2 separate regions of the Homo sapiens genome follow, and region 1 is linked to region 2. Evidence: chromatin loops called from intact Hi-C (ENCODE). Cell type or tissue: heart right ventricle. All regions are shown on one strand. Each heading gives the region's core, and the rest is flanking DNA. Links, peaks and the distances in the headings are about the cores only. Region 1 has its middle 46 kb from the start of LARGE1-AS2. Region 2 overlaps SYN3 (synapsin III).

Region 1 (2,913 bases), core at 201-2,700, 550 kb after region 2:
GTGTTCTCCTTGTTAAACTCCCACTTATGAGTGAGAAAATGTGGTGTTTGGTTTTCTGTTCTTGTGATAGTTCGCTGAGAATGATAGCTTCTAGCTTCATCCATGTCCCTGCAAAAGACATGAACTGATTCTTTTTTATGGCTGCATAGTGTTCCATGGTGTATATGTGCCACACTTTCTTTATCCAGTCTATCATTGATGGGCATTTGGGTTGGTTCAAAGTCTTTGCTATTGTGAATAGTGCTGCAATAAATATACAGGTGCATGTGTTTTTATAATAGAATGATTTATAATCACTTGGGTGTATACCCAGTAATGGGATTGCTGGGTCAAATGGCATTTCTGGTTCTAAATCCTTGAGGAATCACCACACTGTCTTCCACAGTGGTTGACAAAACATCACAAAAGTGCTGTGAACGAAACAAGTCACATTTTAACAACTATGTATTAAGCCCTTTACAGCTTTCATTGCTTAACTTTCTTTCTATAGCTCTTTTCCACCACCTTCACCCTCCAGAACTAACAAATGCAAAGGTAGGAGGTAGCAGATGCGATCTATGGTAATTTTCCTCCAACATTAGAGCTCTTCACAGTGATAGTATATTATGAGACTCACACAGGGTGCCACATAAAATGTATGTTTGTTAGATACCTTTCAAATTAAATTCAGTCACAGGAAAATATGATGTGGTGGGTTCAATTTCCACACTCTGACCCCTGCTCCAAAAAATCCATTGACTTTCCTTTATTCAGTTTTGCTCATAAAAACAAACTTCTAGAGTACATTTCAACTGCAATTCAATTGATAAATATTTGCTCTATGTACAATATCTGGATTCATAATCACAGCCTACAGTAGCAGTTCTCAATCGTTTCTTTTAAATAATAGAGACAGGGTCTCACTCTGTCTCTCAGGCTGGAGTGCCATGGTGTAATCACAGCTCACTGCAGCCTCGACCTCCTGGGCTCAAGTGATCCTCCCACCTCAGCTTCCTGAGGAGCTGGGACTACAGGCGTGCACCACCAGGCCAGCTAATTGTATTTTTATTTTTCTGTAGAGATGGGGTCTGGCTATTTTTTCCGGGCTGGTCTCGAACTCCTGGCCTCAAGGGATCCTCCCACTTCAGCTTCCCAAAGCAATGGTATTACAGGCATGAGCCACCACGCCCGGCTGTGGTTCTTAATCTTAATCTTGGCTCTACATTAAAACTACTGGGGGATTTTTCAAAACTCTCAGTACCCACCCCAATCCTCTACTAATTCACACAGAAGTTCTTGAGGGTGGGACCCAGGCATCAGTTTTTTTAAAGCTTTCCTGGTATGCAGCCAAAGTTGAGAAACACTATTGGAAAGTCATCCAGAGCCGTGTTCTCCAGATCCAGGAGGCTGTCGCTTTCCATTAGCTCCTTCTCAACCTTGGTCCTTGACCCAGGGGTCCCTACCAGCCGCCCTCCCGGCCTCCACAGGCCTTTGGGGCGTGTATCCTTGTCCTCTTTGCCCTCCACAGAGCATGGTCTGGCAGATAGACGGGGGTGGCACAAGGGTGACATCTAGTGGTTTAAAAAATGAAGTTAGCGTCTTAATGGTCCCATTCTCTGAAAAATGGCAAGAGAACGACACCGGCGGAACCTGGTCTGTGTGCCGCCTGGGATTGGCTCAGCCATGGTCTCCTGTCCTCTGCAACTGACGATGCTCTAGGAGCCCTACAGGGCTGAACCTCATTCTTGGAGGCCTCAGAGGGAGGTCCTCCTTGAACTCAGTCTTAGCCTTCATGCTGTTTTGCCTACCCCGCCACCAGGCCCGCTGCTATGGTGGCTGTTCCCTGCCCTTAAGTCACCGGCAGACGTGGCCTGATGGCACCTAGCCTCAAGCCTGACCCACCATGCCATGCAAGCTTCCACCCCTGTTGCCATAGAGAAGCACTGGGCGCTCACACGCACACGGGCTCACCTGGCCTGGTTCCTTGGGCTGCAGGTGAATGGTGGACCTCTCTTCCCTCTCTGGCTCTCCCCTGTTCCCAGGCTGCCCCTATGCTCTGGGCCTCACACCACGGATGCCTCTGCGGCTCCCCCAAAATGTGGGTGAGTCATTGCCCCGGGGCCTTGCATTCATTGGCTCTGGCTGCCGTAACAAGGTACAGGCAGACCTCGTTTTCCCGCACTTTGCTTTATTGAACTTTGAAGATAGTTGTGTTATTTATAAATCGAAGGTTTGTGGCAACCCTGCATTGAGCAAGTCTATCGGTGCTATTTTTCCAACAGCACGTGCTCACTTTGTGTCTCTGTGTCACATTTTGGTAATTCTCAAGTATTTCAAACTTTTTCATTATTATTATATCTGTTACAGTGATCTGCGATTTGTGATTTGTAATTGTTTCGGGGCTCCATGAACCATGTAAGACAGAGAACTTAATCTATAAATGTTCTGACTGGTCATTCCCTCATCTCTCTCCTCCTCATCGGGCCTCCTGAGACACAATAGTATTGAAATAAGGACAATTCATAATGCTACAAGTGTTACACTTAAAAGGCTCTAAGTGTTCCAGTGAAAGGAAGACACACACCTCTCACTTTAAATCAAAAGCTAGAAATGATTACACTTAGTGAGGAAGACATGTTGAAAGTGGAGATAGGCCAAAAGCTAGGCCTCTTGTCCCAAACAGCCTAGCTGTGAACACAAAGGAAAGGTTCTTCAAGGGAATTAAAAGTGCTGTGAGGCTGGGCGTGGTGGCTCAAACCTGTAATCCCAGCACTTTGGGAGGCCGAGGCGATGGATCACCTGAGGTCAGGAGTCCGAGACCAGCCTGGCTAACATGCTGAAATCCCGTCTCTACTAAAAATACAAAAGATTAGCCGGGCGTGGTGGCACACACCTGTAGTCCCAGCTACTCGGGAGGCTGAGGCACGAGAATTG
Region 2 (2,913 bases), core at 209-2,708:
GAGGGAGAAGGCAGAGAAAGGACATTTCAGGCACAGTGAACATGTGTGAAAGGATGGGGGCGTGAGGAAGCATGTTATATGTAGCGATAATAACAGGAATGATTGCTAACATACATTGCGAGCATACCACATGACAGGCGCTATTCGGACTTCACATACTGAACTCAAATCCATTCTCACGACAGCCCAGTCTGGTAGATGCTAGCATGAACTCCATTTTATAGATGAGGAAATGAAGGCACAGGGAATTAAGTGATTTCCTTAAGGTCACAATGAGAGCAAGTGGTGAAGCCAGGACTGGAACCTACTTGAGGGACAGGCGTCCTAACAGTGTAACCAAGGTGAGTAAGGGCTAAGCAGGAAGGGATGAAGTATGTAGCTAAAGAGTTGGAGTGGGGTGATGATAAGGGAAGATATTTAGATTTTATCTAAGAAGCAATAGGGAGCCATTGATGGTCTAAGCAGAAGAGTGTTAGAAAGGTCCATGTGGCACAGGAAAGAGGGAAAATTGAGAGAGAGAATGAAGCCACGAAGAGTGTGCTGGGGAGACAGCCAGATCCTTTATTGTTACATGTAAGCCAGATTGCTTCTTCCATCTGGGTAACCATCACCCACTCTGGAGCTCAACTTCAGAACATGGGTTATACTATTTCACAAACTCTTCCTGGGAGACAAGAGCTCCACCTGGACCTGTGACATGACTGGTACCTCCCACATCACATTCTGTGCACCCAGTAACTGCATTTGGCTCTGTTTTCCTTGGATTGCTAGACATTCTTTACCTCTTTATTTAATGCACTAGGTGGTGTTCCTTTTCACCCTAGGAGCACAGGATAGTATTAGAGTCCTTGAAAAGGTGTTTCAGATATTCTTAGTGGGAAGCTCTTCCACTGGGTGTGACCCTGGACAAATGCCTCCTCCATACTTTTTTTGCTGCCTGTCTTGTTTCTCATATATACATGGGCAGGCAACCTGGATTCTGCCAGGCAACCAGGTGGCAAGTTGGCCCGCCCACCAGTCCCAGTTCTAAAGAGTGGCTGTGTGACTTTGGTGAAGTCACTGTGTCTCCCTGGGATGCATCTGAGAGGAAGGAGGCTGTACTAGACAATACAGGCAATACCTAAACTGTCCTCCAGCAAATCATGTTTGCTGTTTCCAGAATCTTTACTTCCGAGAGTCTAATTTTATTCAATGGTTCAATGTATATTTGTAGAGTCAGGCATGGTGCTAGGGATATGGTGGTGCAAGATAGAAAGAACCCTTGCTATCATTCTCACTGATCATATTCAGTAACTGATCCCATTGAACATCCATGCATTGAGCACCCATTACCTCCTGGATCTGCTGCTAGAGGCTATGAGAGGCATAGAGAAGATGAAGATATGGTGCCTGCTCTAAACTAGCTTTTCCTCCAAGTTCACCTCCTTAAAGGGAGACAGCCAGCTGAATGTGGTCAGGAGGACTCCTTAAAAGGCGCTCCTTTTGCTCATCACCTGTAACTTCAGTCAAATAAGTAGCCGTGCCAAACCTGGTTTCTTTGGGGCATGGCTTCCAGGTCAGTGCGTCTCTGACACTTGCCCCAGGTGCAGCAAAGTTGCGAAATGGACACGGCTCCGTGTGCCCACCAGATGGCGGCATTCTAGCATATTCCCTAACAGCTGGGGTCATTGAGAAACAGCACCCTGTGTTGGTGGAGGGAAGAGACCACTTCCTCTCTAATCCAGGGCCCATTCATACTGATCTTCTGGAAAGTTCTGGGGTTAAGGGGCTGGCGGGGAAGGAATGGTGGTCGGGCAAAGGAAAATGGCGCTAAATGCTCCATCCAACAAACATTTCTGGCTGCCTTCTGGAGCTCCCCTTGTCCCCAAGTCTGCATTTGGTGATAAATTTGCATCATTACTTATTTACCTGTCATTCTCTTTTGTCCAGTTGGCGCCATGTCTATTTCCTCTTGGGATCCATGGTGCCTACGCAGAGTCTGGCCCAGAGCAAGGATTAAGGGTCTTGGCCGAAAAAAAGTGAAGCTTATTTTAAGCAAGAACTTAAAACAGACTCTCACCTAAGGACCACCACCCAGGCGAGGGCTTCTTGGGCCATTAACATCCTTGACCTCAAAGATGGAAATTGCAAGATGGGAGACTGAGAGTGCCGTTCAAGGTTCCCTAATGTGAGCCATTGGAGACATGGCTGGGATCAACTTTAACCTATCTCTGCTCAAAAGGTGTCAACCTTGTCCACATCAGCCAGGATGTCAAGGTGGAGAGGATAGAAATTCCGGATCTGGCTGAGTCTAGTGCCCACCAGAGAAAACTTTGGCCTTTAATCTGGGATTTTTACATCATTTTCTTCTCTAACAGAGGGAGAGAGAGGGGCATGAGTTGGGTCCACCAATTGGGACAAGCAGGTCCAACCTGCTTCTCTGCTGTCTTCAATTCCATTCAGACCCCTACGCCCTGCTGCCTAGCACCTCCACCTTCCCCTCTGGGGCTCCAGCAAAGAGGAAGGCAGTCAGAACCACTCCAAAGGGTCCAATCTCCTTGCATTCCAGCCCTGGCCAAAGTCAGCCCGGGAACAAGTGGAGAGCCCCTCTTGAAGGAAGTGATTCAGAAACCATGATGGCCTGGCGGCCCGCCGTGACTCACAGCACATCAATGGGGGAATTGTCTGTAGAAGCCGAGAATTCCAAAGCTCTTTTCTTTCCTTTCTTACTTACTTTCTTTTTTTTCTTTCTTTCTTTCTTTTTTGCCCTCCCCTTGGCGGCATTGTGCAACAGCAGGGCTGCCCAGAAACATGTGGTTTTCATCATTGGCTCCACAGCTGCCCTAGAGCACTGTGGAGAAAATAAGATGGAGAGGGAACAGGATACAAGGGGACCTGTCGCGGTCAAGCAGGGTCCTTCTCTTTCCCCCCACC

The links. Peaks named below come from ENCODE experiments on the same cell type or tissue, not always from the same donor. Only the 100,000 strongest peaks of a DNase experiment are listed, where the experiment ranks them.
Region 1: it touches region 2 in a loop (11-fold over the local background); 5 of 110 quality-filtered maps call a loop at or near these places.

Annotation. Positions count from the first base shown.
Region 1 is chr22:33,208,776-33,211,688 of GRCh38, forward strand. It overlaps a transcript of LARGE1 not described here. Among named protein-coding and RNA genes, the nearest start is that of LARGE1-AS2, 46 kb to the left of the region's middle. In heart right ventricle, for the core only: a CTCF peak has its summit at 1,542 (motif pointing left); no DNase peak of the experiment used is centred there; H3K27me3 peaks cover 294 bases.
Region 2 is chr22:32,658,795-32,661,707 of GRCh38, forward strand. The region is part of intron 6 of SYN3 (synapsin III); the gene reads right to left. LOC105373002 (a long non-coding RNA gene) reads left to right here. Exons shown (of 4, transcript XR_938176.4): 4 at 1,930-2,913. Among named protein-coding and RNA genes, the nearest start is that of SYN3-AS1, 85 kb to the left of the region's middle. RefSeq lists an enhancer at 2,134-2,913. In heart right ventricle, for the core only: a CTCF peak has its summit at 1,629 (motif pointing right); DNase peaks (open chromatin) are centred at 1,617, 2,018 and 2,657; H3K27ac peaks cover 680 bases.